2 separate regions of the Homo sapiens genome follow, and region 2 is linked to region 1. The links are chromatin contacts, found by Hi-C or POLR2A ChIA-PET in ENCODE. All regions are on one chromosome and are shown on one strand. Each heading gives the region's core, a stretch centred on a gene start or an enhancer-like site at or near the end of the contact. The rest is flanking DNA. Distances are from core to core; before and after follow the strand shown.

Evidence for each region. A loop is a pair of places that touch in the nucleus more often than their neighbours do. ChIA-PET counts read pairs that join two places held with the same protein, here RNA polymerase II (POLR2A).
Region 2: a loop to region 1 is called in a map of endothelial cell of umbilical vein, with 2.2 times the contacts of the local background. The contact joins two enhancer-like sites. A Hi-C loop is called at or near these places in 5 of 168 maps with a recorded cell type or tissue (Panc1, Right ventricle myocardium superior, endothelial cell of hepatic sinusoid and 2 more). POLR2A ChIA-PET finds 5 or more read pairs at or near these places in 1 of 52 experiments (MCF 10A).

Annotation. Positions count from the first base shown.
Region 1 is chr9:84,777,969-84,785,664 of GRCh38, reverse strand. All of the region lies in intron 12 of NTRK2 (neurotrophic receptor tyrosine kinase 2), which reads right to left. Among named protein-coding and RNA genes, the nearest start is that of NTRK2, 110 kb to the right of the region's middle. Within about 2 kb of position 3,069, at least 2 of the 41 ENCODE cell types and tissues checked have a DNase peak (open chromatin) inside an H3K27ac peak, as active enhancers do; they include endothelial cell of umbilical vein, where a contact is called at or near this core.
Region 2 is chr9:84,847,238-84,854,933 of GRCh38, reverse strand. All of the region lies in intron 12 of NTRK2 (neurotrophic receptor tyrosine kinase 2), which reads right to left. Among named protein-coding and RNA genes, the nearest start is that of NTRK2, 180 kb to the right of the region's middle. RefSeq lists enhancers at 1,929-3,128, 2,605-3,151. Within about 2 kb of position 2,858, at least 4 of the 41 ENCODE cell types and tissues checked have a DNase peak (open chromatin) inside an H3K27ac peak, as active enhancers do; they include endothelial cell of umbilical vein, where a contact is called at or near this core.

The DNA of each region.
Region 1 (7,696 bases), core at 1,820-4,319:
GAAGATTCTACAGGCCAATATTTTCGAGGCACAACTTGAAACTAATTCCTCCATAAAAGTATCTCAATAGCATGAGCCAAGAGTAATCTTTCTCTATGAACTCCCACTGCAATGCATCTGCCCTTCTTCTGGAAAATGAGTTATACGAGCTCTTGATCCACGGAAGCCACTTGACTGCAAGGGCTACTATTTATTTTGCCTTATAACCACACTTCTTTCTCCACATGTACATATAGCAGGCTCACCTCAAACATGTAATGTGAATAGTAAATACATTCATCAGATTTAGAATATAGATCCTCTGTCTTCCAACTATCATGGGTGATCAAAATAGCCAGACTGGTACAGCCTATTTCAGCAAATAGTTGGTTTTTACCTATGACGCAAGTTTTGGTTTTGAATTTACCATTCCTGTTGTTTAAGGGCCTGTGTGATGGAGGGTGGGAGGAGGAGTGAGGAACAATCCTTTAAAGGACTTCTGTGATATGATTTGCATTTTTAAATCACTGCTAACATCATCTGTTCAGAGGTCTCAGGGGAAGTACAATAAGAGGATAAAGAAGGTGCTTTCTCTAGTGAAATGCATGAACTTGAATTAAATAGAATTTATGACTCTCTGGTTTCTCTCTGTAGTTCCCAACCTCCTAGAGAAAATGAATTCTACTGTATAAATGGGTTCACCAAAAACACTTTATAAATGTTCAGTTCTCAAGGAAACTAAATTGCGAGAAGAAAAAAACACTCACTAAGGATATAAATAAACCCCCTAAGGACTTATTTTTCCCTATTGATCTAAATTAAAATGTTAATAACTCAGATGGATGGTTTTCTAGTATTTTGACTTGTACTGGCTATTAGACACTTTTGTCATCATATGTGGGCATGAATTAGTTGACCAACATTAATTTATTAAACATCTTCTGCCCTCACCCCCTCAGGAGATGTCACTAAAGGGAACAGAGTCCTTAGCTGGCACCTTGCATGTGTGTACCACTAAATAAGTATTTGTTGAGTGTGCAGCATGTGAATGAAGAGTTTTAAATAAGCACAGAGAAAATCGATGTCTGAATGGAGGTCCTCTGTCTCTCCTTTCTTCATACACGTACCCAAATGTACACAGGCACACTCATGTGTCCTCAAAGAGTGACTATCAAACTCTACCCCTGTAACATGCATAATCTAATTTCACTTCCACCACAGCACCATGAAGAAAGAGTACCATTCCCATTGTCCAGAAGATGGAAAGCCAGCAAAGAAAGGTGAGGACTGGAACTAGAGTTAACAATAACATACAGTTTCAAATAGCTGGGAGGAAGATATTGAACATTCCCACTATGAAGAAATGATAAATATTTGAGATGATGGATATGCTGATCTGATCACTATGCATTATTTGTATCACGCATCACTATGTATCTCATAAATATGCACAATTATTATTTCTCAATTTAAAAAATTTAAAGACAGGTGAGACTATTGGAGGTCATACAACTAGTAACCGGCAGTGCTAGGTTTTGAACTCAGACTCATCTGACTCCCCTCTGCCTTTCCCTCAGGCCATACAGCTTCTTTCAACCTTGCTGCCTTTGCCCACAACATTTTTGGGATTCATTTTCTAATCTTACCTTTACAGCCTGCTAATATTAGACTGAGTTATTTGAACTTGATCTAACCCAGTGGCAGTCCCACCTCCCATCACACCCCAGTCTTCCAACCTCCATCTCCTCATGCTGCCAAGTCTTCTTTCTATAGCATACACTTAATTAGGGTACTCCTCCATGCGAAGTCTTTGGGATAAATTCTGTCCATACTGTCAACTCCCTAGCCCCCTTCATGCCCTGCCCCCACAACCCAGCAGTCTCTTCTCCCAATTCTCTACCCCCGTTCTCTGCTCAAGCCAAACCAGACTCCTAGCAAATGTATGAATGCCACACATTTTCTTACACTTTCACATCTTGGGACATAAAATTTCTACCTGGAATCCATCCCTCTCTCTTCTCCATGCTCTTTCCCCAACTCTCACACTCTGCAAATCCCAAAGCCTCCTTCAATGCCCATCTCTGAGGACCATTTTCTAGGCACCTTTCAAACTCTATTTAAAGTATCCACTGACTTCACATTTTCCCTCCAAAGTGTCATTCCCTGGGAAATAGGACCATCTAACCCAATGCCTGATACAGACACATATCTGAAAGTGAATAAAATTAAGTTGAAATCCCTGACAGTAGATACTAACCCTTCAGGGATGAATCTGACTCAGGAAATGTCTGAGAATTATTCAGAGCCAAGTCAAGTAAAGAACGTGAGTGATCAAGCTGGGTAACCCTGTTTAGAGTCCAAAACCATTTCAACAAAATATACATTGCAATACAGACACAAAAATGTGATACAGATACAAAAATACATTGTGATAAAGAGCACTGTCAAGAAGGGAAAGTCAATCCCTAGACACACAAAATGTCCCTTCACAGGTCACCCTTCACAGTTCTTCTAAATAAACATCTGTGAGAGGCAATGTCATTAAGAGCATTTGTTGCATTATATTTTAGGGGTCTCTCATGCTGGGAGGTGGGACAGCGAGAGGACATTCACAGTAGGAGAACAGCCTATTTCTTATCAAAGAAACAAGTTCTGGAATATCTACTGGAAGCTTCAGTAGTTTCTCTTGATCTCTCATATGTGAGAAGTATTGTATATTACACTTCTTACATTTGGGGAAGTCAAGCCCCATTTCCCACCCACTTCAGGACATAAGCCACGGATAACATAAGATTAAGCATCGTGACTTGATGAAAGGTACTGGTTTAAGAAGAATTTCTAAAGAACTGAGTTCCCACCCAGCCATTAACATATCTCTAAGTCCTTTCAAGTTAATAGACAACTTCAGCCTGAACCGTTATACTCCAGAGTGCAATCTCTCACAAATGCTGAGGTAAAGAAACGTCACTGCCTCGGAAAATGTGGCACTTGGTGATATGACAAGTACAATGGTATTTATCAGCCATATCCACGGCTTAATGGACATGAGCCATATCTGAAAAGGGAAAGGGTGATTCAGCCCATTAAGTATGCAGAACATCAGCTTTCAATACAAGATGGCTCTTGATTATTTGTTTTTTTCATTTCCAAAGGCTCCATCCAAGTGGGAAAATTGCAGAGGCAGAAAAAATACCACAGCTTTTCTGCTAGAGCGACAGCCACAGCAAAGCTAGGTATGACGGGGCAGAGGGGAGAGCCGCAGAACGTGCCAGCAACCTCTGCTTCTTCACAGTTCCGTTTCCTATAGAGGGGATACAGCCTCATACTTCACTTTTGCTTTTCCCTTTTCCTGCTTCCTTTTAAATGGTTTTCCAAAGTTTTCTGAGAATTAGATTTCAAGTATGTTCAGATTAGAAATTTCCAAAATAAAGCTTTCTATAAAAACATGAGTCCTGGCAAGCTCACATGCCTGGCTTGGTAAGCATTCCCTATGGAACCAGAGATGGATTGTCTGGCAGTTAACGAGACAAACAACATAAAGTTGTCATTGGTGAAGCTTAAATCCCAAAACCTGCTCCTCTCACCCACTGACGTGTTTGTTTGTGGGTGTGTGTGTTTGTGTGTGTGTGTGTGTGTGTGTGTGTGTGTTTTCTTGGAGGCCATCTTATAATCCTTTAAGCAATTCTCTCTTATACAACTATTTAGTTTTAGAACACCCTCCAAGGTATTATTGAAAATTCCTCCATTAAAAAATCGTTACGAAGAGCCTTGATATAAATGACTTTACTAGCTAAGAGATTCCCAAGCTGAAAAGAAAGACGCTAGAGAAATTGCCATAATAAGGGTTTAGTTAGTTCCTTGTTGAATGTTTTGACCCTCCCAATTTGATGTTATCTTCTATTTACTGCATTTAAATGAAGTATAGACTTAAAAAACTAAAGACACTCTCTAAGCTATGTCAATTATATGCCTACATTGTTCCATCATTACACTTGATATGCTTGTTCTTGTTGTCTGTGGGCCCCCCAAATCAGTGCAAATATTTGCCACTGTTTCCACCAGGGGGCATTCATCTCATTGAAAATAGGTATTGTTTTTAACCGGCAAAGTTAAGAATGTTATACTGAAATGACTAAAATACATTATTTATTAATCTCAAAATTCACATTTTCAACGGGAAGCAAAAAAGGCTAGGTCTTTAATGGGTAATTCTTGAATTAGATGTTTGTATATATGAAAAGTTATTATATGAGTAAGAAAAAAGTATACTTATGATCTGAAAAGTATGATATACCAGAGAATGTTATGAACTCTTAAGAAGCGTCAACAAAACATATACATAAAAACACTCAGCTGTAAGTAGAAATTAATTTTAGAGGTGGTGTTCAGTTGTATGTTCTCCTAAGACATCCTAAAAGTACTAAGACTCCTACAGAGGCAGGAATTGCCCTTTTTCAAAATGCCAGTTTCTCAAAACTCCTATCACCTTTCTTCTGACTGAACCACACAGTTACTTTGTACACATAAGGTTTGGACACCGGAACATACAAACAAGGCTGGCCTTCTCTGCAAAAGTTATGAAGAGAGGAAGAAAAGACAATGGAACATACAAAGACTGCACATTTACCCTTTTGCACCCTGAACCCTGACAGTCTTTTGTATAAAAAAAATTAGTGTGATGTTATAACAAAAAAAAGACTCAAATATAGAATTCCTGACAGAATATTTATCAGAACCATACCTTTTTTCTTTTACTTCCCAAGAAAATATCACAAAGTCTGCCATACCCCTGAAATTATCACTGACCCATCCAAGCCAGAAAACTTCATAGCTCATAGCTTTCTTTTAGAGAGGAAAAAACATCCACCTATGTTTCCATGTATAACCATCTAATATACTAGCTCTTAACTGAGACCTAATCAAGTAGGAACTATGGACCAGTGAGGTCTAGCACCATTCGCTACCCCTGATGGTAGCTTTGAAGGTGTCTCTTTCTCTTTTTACACAGTACCCATGTTAGTATATGAAATGGAAGTGTACACAGAGGGAATCACAGACTCTTAAGGTAAAGTTGCGCAGAGCTGGACCTTGGTATTCCCCTAAGTTTGAACTTCTGCTCCCATCTCACTGCTTGTGCATCTGCCTACGTTGATTTAGGGACTGGCCTGACTAAAACAGAGAAGCTGAACCGGGCAAGATCCCCATCTCCACAACCTATTACAAAATATGTGGAAGTCCGGGAGGTGGATGGTTATTTCATTAGATATTTTGCTTATGTGTTCCATTAAGGCAGGGGTCAGCAAACCTTTTCTGTGAAGGGCCAGAGAGTAAACATTTTAGGTTTTCTGAGACATAAGGTCTCTGTCACAGCTACTCAACTCTGCTGCTGTACCATGAAAGCAGCCATAGATAATCCATAAATGAATGAATGGGGCTGTATTCCAATAAAACTTTATTTACAAAAACAAACAACTGGTCAGATTGAGCCTGGGGTTCATAGTATGACAACTGTTTTAAGGGGATAGCTCAGGTTTTTTTTCTTCCCTTGTACTGGTGGAACTCTAACACGTAGCTCAGACCAAATGTTCCCTAATGGCAAGAGTGTTAATAATCAAAACCAGATTTTTAAGGAAAAAAAAAACCGCAGAGTCCCATTATAATGCCTTATTTTCTAATCATAAAGGCTAGCTGCCAGAAATGCTAACCTGACCCACTAGTGGTGTGGGTTGTTAATGCTGGACGTGTTGGTGGTCCAGAGTATCTTGGTTCCCTTTTAGCATTTCTACCATTTGTTTACTCTTATCAGAAGTAAACAGGAATACAGAAGGAGGCTTCTCCAGAGAGAAAGTCCAGCATGGAATTAAGATTTCAGATCTGACACGTTGAGAAAAGTTCTTCAAACTTGCTCACTCTTTTCTGATCTAATTAAATGCCTCACCTTCTTGATCTTGAACAGTTGAGGAGAAACAATATCATCAGCACACAGCTAAGCCTTTAAACAACCCACAACTACTGTGATGTTCTTGTGTCAGTGTCAAAAAAACAAAAAAAGGTGCAGCAACCCTACGGCATGACATAGCACACCCTCCTCAGAGAATTCTGCCCCTTTTGCAGAACAAGAAAACTCTTTTGAAGCTAATTTGTCTCAGTGTGTCTAGACAAAAATTTGGGACAGACAATACAAAGCCCTCTTTTAAGATTCACTTCTATTTTTGCCTTCACCACAAAAGAAAAGATGAGGGGGTTGGAAACTGATCTCTGCAACATGGCATATGAGTTCTTTGCAATTTGGCCTTAGCCTCAACAGCAAATCTATGTGTTCCATCTCTTTGCTTGTTAATGCATTTGCTTTATGCAGGAGAACAAGCCCCCTTGGACGTGGGTGTGTTTTATAAAAAGAAAAGAAAAAAAAAGTCAAGTGGTAATGGAAGCTCTAAATCAATGTCACCAGGCTTCCAATGGCATTCATGTAGAGCCTTCAGAATGAGCACCTATGTTTGGTGGATTTTTATTATTATTATTGCTTGTTGTTTATTTTTACTCTTGTCCATGTGCCCAGAGACCTTGGCAAGATAAGCATTTTATAAATCTGATAAATAAGTAATTGAAGCCTTCTAATCAATATTACCCAAGGGAGAGGGAAGGAGGCACTCAAATCTGCATTAAAGTCGAGGTCCTCCCTTCTGTTAAATGCTGGGAGAAGAAAAGACCAGCCTGTTAAGGCTATGAAAAGGGCATCTCACTGGGGTGGGCTAAGTGCAGCAAGTTTGCTCTCTCCACATATCCCTCAACATTGAGGAGGGAGAGGACACAGCAGAGAAGAAATCAGTCCACTGTATCAAACTCCACATGACAGGCACGGACACACCAGAAGATAGGGACATTGCACGGTGTCCGTGAAGGCACAGTCCACCAGCGGGAACTGCACAGTTCAGGCAGGAGGGAGGCTTACTCATCATGAGCTTCACTGAAGCTGCAGTGTGTGGGCCACTGTTATATTCTCTGGGAAAATGTTGCTGTCAACACAGCAATAGAGCCCTCCAGAGAGGGACTTTACAGAATCGACAGCCAAACTGAGCCCAGAGGGAATTCCAGGGTAAGTCTCTTGAAGAGGCACAAAGCCTCATTAGTGCAGAGAAGATTTACCATGATCTCAGTCCAACCAACGATGCAGGCACCTTGTGTCCAAAGTTGTAATTCACTACGGTTCTACATATAACCCAAGTATAAGGAATCATCACTGGTTGGTTAAGTCTGAATAACCTCCTGCTTCTCTAAAAATATCAGTGACAATCAGACTGCACCTACAGGCCCTTCCATAGGAGAGAAATAAGCTGAGCTGGTGGCCAATTTATTTAAAGGAAGCAAATCAGCTAGTTAAACCCACAATTTAAGGAAGGCTTTGTTTTTGTTTTTGTTTATTTAGACAGGGTCTTAATCTGTCACCCAGGATGGAGTACAGTGGTATGATCTCGGCTCTCTGCAACCTCTGCCTCCCAGGCTCAAGCGATTCTCTCACCCCAGTCCCCTAAGTAGCTGGGACGACAGGTGCCCGCCACCACTCTGGGCTAATTTTTGTAACTTTTTGTAGGGACAGCGCTTTGTCATTTTGCCCAGGCTGGTCTCGAACTCCTGAGCTCAAGCAGTCCACCCGCTTCTGCCTCCCAAAATGTTGACATTACAGGCGTGAGCCACTGCACCAGACAGGAAAGCTTTT
Region 2 (7,696 bases), core at 1,609-4,108, 69 kb before region 1:
GCTCTGTTGGCCAGGCTGGAGTGCAGTGGTGCAATCTCAGCCCACTGTAATTTCTGCCTCCTGGGTTTAAGCAATTCTCCTGCCTCAGCCTCTAGAGTAGCTGGGATTACAGGCACATGCCATCATGCCCGGCTAATTTTTGTATTTTTAGTAGAGATGGGGTTTCACCATGTTGGCCAGGCTGGTCTTGAACTCCTGACCTCAAGTGATCCGCCAGCCTCGGCCTCTTAAAGTGCTGGGATTACAGTCGTGAGCCACCGCGCCCGGCCCTCAGGCTCTTTTTTTATAACTACTTCTTGTTTTTCAGGTTTCAGGTCAAATATCACACTATCAGAGGGACCCCAACTTCACACTTCAATCAGAATTTCTCTGAACCCCTTTCCACTCTCTATCATCTCATTCTTTTCAATAGGTACCCATATGTGACCTTTTTTATTGATTTGTTGTTTATTATCTGCATCCTTTTCTAGAATTTGAGCCTCAAGAAGCCAGCGACTTAGACCAGCTCCCCTAGAAACAGACCCTGACTAAGGATTCAAGCAAAAGTAGTTTACTAAGAAGAGATCCCAGGAAGCACAAAAGGAGTAGTCAAGAAGTGAAACAAAAAGAGGTAGGAAGTCTGTAATGGATACATTATCCAGTGGGTTACACTGTGGACAACTGGAGTTCAAATGCCTGGGGAACTTGGAGTGATGGAGTAGAATGAACCTTAGAGTTATCCCATCCCAAAGCTGAGGAAGCTGGGTCATTTACCCTCCAACTCCCACCTGTCATTGACTGAAGGCTTCCAGCTAAGAGAAGCTCCTTTTTTTGTTTGTTTCTTTTTTTTTTCTTTTTTCTTTTCTTTTCTTTTTTTTTTTTTGAGACAGAGTCTCACTCTGTTGCCCAGGCTGGAGTGCAGTGGTGCGATCTCAGCTCACTGCAACCTCTGCCTCCAGCAATTCTCCTGCCTCAGCCTCCCCAGTAGCTAGGACTACAGGCATGTGCCACCACACCTGGCTAATTTTTGTATTTTTAGTAGAGACGAGGTTTTACCGTGTTAGCCAGGATGGTCTTGATCTCCTGACCTCATGATCCACCCACCTTGGCCTCCCAAAGTGCTGGAATTATAGGCATGAGCCACCACCCCCAGACCAGAGAAGGTCCTTATGCAGAGTCATGAGTGGTTGCAGCAAGACTCTGCAGTCAAGTGCTGGGGTGGTGAGAGCTGAGAGGACACGGGCAGGGGGTGACGCCAACAGCATTTGCTACAGGGATCTTGTCTGTGTAATTTACCACTATCTCCAATGCTTTGCATAAACACTCAATAAACACTTGTGGAATGGATGAGAACAACAATTTTGAAAAAGCGTAACAATATTAAATATAGCAAATGTAATGAAAATGCCAATATGCAAATTATACATACAACATAAAAACCATTATGTATTTTGCAAATATATTTGCTACTCTCCTGATTTGTGGCTCTCCAATGGAACATGACTGAAGACAGTATTTAAAGCTGAGCAATTCTTAGAATCCAGCACTCCAGGCAGTAGTGTGGAATAAAGAGCTGGACTAGAATGTCAGAAGATGTGGGCCCTCTCTAGACACTGCCAGAAGTGAACGGCATGACCTTGAGTGAGCCACTTCCCCCTTCATGGACTCTGTTTCCTACTCCATAAAAGAAAATTTGAGAAATGGCATCTGAGGCCTATTCAAGTTCTCAAAGTCTATAGGACTAAACATTAGGCATATATGACTGAGAAGATTGACACATGGCCTTATATAGCTTTCCTGAGCCTGGGTATTTTGGGAATGTGAGATCATGTGCAATATAAGGAAAAGCACTCAGTCAACCGGCCTAGATTTTCTCCTGCTAAATAATACTCAGAGGCTTTGGGGCCACTATATCCTCATCTTAAGAGAAAAGGCCAGTGCTCTGCAAAAGCAATTAAAAAAAAAAAACAGTATTTATTGAATGCTTGCTATATGCCAGGAAACTTACTAGAGGTCAGATATTGCTTTAATTTGAAAATTAATCAGCTTCTGTTGCAGCATTTTAAAAATAAAAGCCTTACATCCCATAAAGTTCAGAAGCCTCAAGTGGGAATAGATGAAATTAGACTTGCCTGGAACATAGCAAGCTGTCTTGATCACATATTTCAAACATTTAGTTTTGAGAAGAAACTTGCCAACTATTTCTCTCTTTTGTTTTGTACATGTGGACTATTTCAAAAGCAGTTTAGTGAGTCTACATTTTATTCATTCCCAATTAAACTACATACAACACTGAGTTTTTTACATCTCTTGTAGATTCCAGAAAGATTTTTTCTTTAACAGAGGTGGTCACAATCTTCACTGGGTAGGTGAAAAATGGAACCTGCAACTCCTAATAATTAGTTTCCATGATTGGAACTTTGAGAAAGGCAGGGGCAACCTCTGCTTAATAATAAGAGTTGACAGACGTGAGAAAGTCATATCAAAGATTTGCCTTTCTACAGTACCACCCCAGTGAGAGCTCAAAATGCTTTATAAACATTTTCTCAGCTGTCGAAGCTCCCTGCAGGGAAGGCAGGTGATGTCTGGTTGCACACACACACAATTTCCCTGTTAACACTGTCTTAATGTTGGATGAATGACTCCCTGAGACATGTCCCAAATTCCCTTCTCTCTGCAAAGCCATGCTGGTTAGCACTCAGGGCAAGTCTTTGCGGAGGAAGCTGGCTGATTCTCAGGGAATCATCTTAGAAGCGATGTTAGTGGCCCTGCAGGAGACTAACAAGTCCGCAGAGTCTGGCAAACACTTGATGTCAAATTCCCAGGAGCTTTTGTTTCCAAGGAAAACCTAAACAATGACTCACGTCTTGGCTGACTTGCCCAGACCTGTCCATTATGCCCAGTCACCAAGTGAGCCCAGCGTGAAGGAAGGCCGTGCTCTCCATTCTTTCTTGCATAAGCTTTGTTACCACATTAAATGTGTTTAGAAACGCCTTTGCAATTTCTGCTACGTATTTATAGTTATATTCATATTTATACTTACATTATTTATATTCACATATATAAAACATGCAAATTCTTTTTTTAGTCCTTCTAGACCAACATTTGTTGTAGCTCATGCAAAGCACCGCACAGGAAACTTTTTGCCATTGTATTATGGAATTTTGAAGGGAGGAAGAAAATGGTAAGGTTTTTAGCTCCATTCTCATTACAGGATATTTTCCATTTTAAGTGGTACCTGAATTCTTCCCACCAATCTGGGAACCATGGTGACCTGTTTCATGTCACCTTTCAGCACCTTTGTCTTTCTTTTTAGTGACCCATTGTCTCCCTTCCCATCCCATAACCACATTCGAATCCAGCCAAAGTCAGGAAATGTGTGAGGCCAACACAATAGCCAAAATGTTTATTTAATTGTATTACTGTGTACTCTTCTGTTAGGAAGTTCCCATAATGGAATAGAACATAACAGGATTATACACACTTATAAAGCTGGGTGCTGAATAAAAATAATTGGATAAAATGACCATAAATAGGACAAAATGAAAACCCATTATTTAAAATGCAATGCTGGTCAAACGAATTAACTATGGGCCATCATGCACACTGTCAGTGGAAGGAAACTAAACCCATCAGATGAGACTGCATTTCTTTCCTTGATGTTTTCCCACTAAATGCCCAATGTGCTCTTTAGGGTCCACTGATTTTCTGGAAACTAATCAAAATTGATTGCCTAGGTCAGTGGTTCTCAAACGGGGGCGATTTTTGCCTCCCAGGGGAAATTTGGCCAGGGGGATATTTTGGGGCTGTCACAATGGTGGGGTGGGTGGAGAGTGTGTGCTAGGAGCATCTAACAGGCAGAGGTCAGGGACAATGCATAGGACAGTCTCCACAACAATGAATTCAAGGCCCCAAATGTCAACAGTACTGAGATTGCGAAACCCTGACCTAGGTATTGACCAACAAGGGTAGAATTTATGCTAAAACCTTTTATCCCTGCTAAAAAGAAATCCTAGCCTGCCTATGCTCATGGTCACTACAGCAGTTTGGTCTTCTCCCACATTATTTTAATGTTCTCCTCCCTAGTGACCTGGCTGCCAGCCCCTTTCTCTCCCAGTTTATCTTAGAAACAGCTCTGACAGCGTCATTTCTTTCTACTGCTCCCAACACCAAAAGGGCGTTTCTGCCTCAGAACAGAGGGGTAATGCAGTACAAAGGAACAGAAACAGAGTTTGCACTACCTTGGGTGTTGAGTCTTAGATTCGTTATTTCCTGACATAACCTCCATAATTACTTAGTCTGTCTCTGAGTTCCTCTCTATTGGGTGGGGCAATAATTACTGTCCTGACCACCTGATTGGACCGTCTTGAGGTCATGTGAGCTTTGGTGAACATAATGGTTTATGTAAATATAGGGGTAAGGGAATAATAAGGTCCAAACTCTTCAATAACATTCAAAATCTTTACCTGGCCCCATGACCTGGCTCCAGCTTTATCACCTTAATTTCACCTTAAGATTCCAGTTAAACTATTAGTTTGCATACCTTTAATAAAGATGCCTCAAATTTTCCTATTAATTCATTCGAAAACTATTCATTGATCACCTGATGGATGCAAGACAGTGTGATAAATGCTGGGGATGTAATGAGAGTAGAATAAAATAATCACATTCTCTGCCTATAGGCAGCTTTCAGATTTGGTGTCTTTGCGTTTGATGTTTTGTTTTTGTTTTTTTGTTTTTTTTTTCCCCACCAGACATGTAACCCCCATGCTTTGTCTTTGACCATTAAACTCATTTATTCAACAAAATTCACATTAAAAGTTACTCTTATCATGAAGCATTTATTTATTCCCCAAATCAGAAATACCTCCATTGACATTTGGGCTTTTTGTCTCTTATGATAAACACCACATTCTGCACTGCATTCATTATTTATGTAATCTTATTTCTCCTATTAGATTTTAAGCACTCTGTGTGGGAAAAAGAAAAGTGTCTTATTCAACTCCGTACTCTCTTCCGCAAGCTTCATAAGATACAACAGCATCAAGCAGGGCACTTCCCACATGGTAGGTACTCAATAGATGTCTCAATTTCTAATTGAAAGGTTTTATAAATAGGACATAAAATGCCCACAAAATAGTAGAGACTGAATTGTAAAGCTCAGAGATAGACAACCGTAGGAACATTCATTAGTCGTGTCTCCCATTCTCTGTATTTCCAAGGCACCCTGTTCTTTCTCTGTCATAGTTCCATCCCACTCTGAATTTTTAGCTATCTACTTACTTGTAACCTCCTCCTAAACTGTAAGTTCTTTAAAAGCAATACATATTTCTGTCTTGTCTCCCCACTGTATTTCTAGCATTGAGTACAGTGCCTGGTTCATTGTAGATACTAAAGAGCTGAATGAATAAATGAATAAATCTTGGATGGATTGCAACTTTTCACCATTGCATTCTTCAATTGAGAACCAAATTTGGTATAGCACGGATCCATGATTACGTTAGATGTTGCTCTTCTTGCCTCTCCTTCCTTGCCCAGAAGATAATTGGACTCCCCCACCCACCGATCCATGGTGCTTGCTTTTGCCAATGAAAAAGTAAGCAGAAATGACCCAGCACTTCTAGGCAGAAAATTGAATAGTCAGTCCTGGGTTTTTCGCTTCCTCTTCATCCTGCCACAGTGAACTATGAAGCCTGGTGTTTAGAAGGCAGCATCATGAGGTTCTGGGTTCCTGAGAGACTGAAATGAATAGAGTCCCCCCTGCCAAACTGTGTTGTATGTGCAGCAGGAGGAGAAATCATCTTTTCTGTTTTAAGGGTTATCTTTTTCTGTAATAGTGAAGTTCCAAGTGAATCTTATTGCAAAGCAGCCTCATCTATAAAAATATAGGCCTTTTATCTTATAAAAAGACTCCAATATGTATGCCTAAGAAAGTACATATGTAGTCTCTAAAGCATATGTAGGTGTGTATGTCAATATGTAATATATAAATGTTTACAACAAAGGGAAGCAAGAAGTTTATAAAAAGTCACTCTAACTCATATTGACAAGCCATCTCCTTAGAAGGCCACACCTTTATTCCAAAGATGATGTCTCATATTTTTGCCATATTTTCAAAGCTCCCCTTGGGGAATTATCTTTGAATTAATGTACTAGAGTTTACCAATTATGCAAATCTTTATTATTGGAGAGAAAATTTGATTTTTTTCGTGCTCAAAGATCATTTGGCGCCGGGTATGTTGGAATACATGAGTGATTAAGCTGGGCCACATCACCATAATTCAAAACGTCAGAGGGTCTGATTCTATAGTCTCAGACTTCCGGCTTTCTTGTGGATCTCATAAGTTTTCATTAAAGGCACTACTGAAAGATGAGTTCCATAAAGGTCTCTTGCCTGATGATTGTCAAATTTTTTCATAGTTCTAGAATCGTAACTAAATGTCAGTCTCCAGGAATCTTCTTGGTCCCTAAATTCATAGTTGGTAAATAGAAACAACATGATTGGGTACATAACTAGGTGATCTTCACAGTGTACATTTGAAGCTACCTGGGTACATTTATTCTCAGACTCCATAGAAACAACTACAACTGGACTCCTAGTGGATAAAATCACACCTAAACCAGGATTAATCAGAGATGCACAGCTGCGGATTATCATTTTTGTTTGTATTGGGGACTAAATTGTGTGCACATAGAATTCATATGTTGAAATCTTCAGTGTGACTATATTTGGAGATAGGGCCTTTAAGGAAGTAATTAAGGTAAATGAGTTCACAAGGGTAGGTCCCTAATCCAGTAGGGCTGGGGTCCTTATAAGAATGGACACCAGAGCATATGCTTGAGCTCTCTCTCTCTCTCTCTCTCTCTCTCTCTCTGCCCCTCTCTACTGGAGCCACAGAGAAAAGGCCATGTGAGGACACAGCAAGAAGGTGGCCATTGGCAAACCAAGAAGAGAGCCCTCACCAGGAACCCAACTAACCAGCATCTTGATCATGGACTTGTAGCCTCCAGAACTATGAGAAAATAAATGTCTGTTGTTTAAGCCACCCAGTCTGTTTTTGTCATGGCAGCCTGAGCAGACTAATATAGTTTATTTGTCTATTGTTTTCACTGCCAACCAGTATCCACCTCCTCCTCCTCCTCCTCAACTGGTAATGATTTTCCTTTGGTTATTCACCCAACTCCCAGGCAACCTATGTGATTCAAGGTGGAACCAATGGCTCAGACATAAATAAATCAACATAATTCCAATCCCTGCCCACACTGATTTGTTCAAGGATGAGCATGTGACCATAAAGCTGGCCTGATCAAAACGAAGTCTATGATGTGTGTTCGAAGGTTGACATAAGCCGTAATTTTCTTTTCTGCTGGATGGGCATCTGGAGGATATAGCATCAAGAGTGGATGAAAGTCATCTGTCCTGCAACCATAAGACAAATGTTTGTCTTCAAGTTGAGCCACCCAAATGGAAAAGAGCCAAAAGATGGATCCTGGCCACAGTGTTTGGGCCTTGCATCAAGCCACATACAAGCTTGTATTTACTCCTGGATGGTATATTTATGTGAAACAATAAATCTCCACTATTGTTCAAACCATTTGCAACTATAAAATGCCAAACTAACACAGGGATTGGGCAATAGTAGTCTTATTTTCAAAAAGTTACTTCTGCATCCCCAGAGGCCAGAGTGAATGGGTACCACATTCTGGAGTCCTTTCA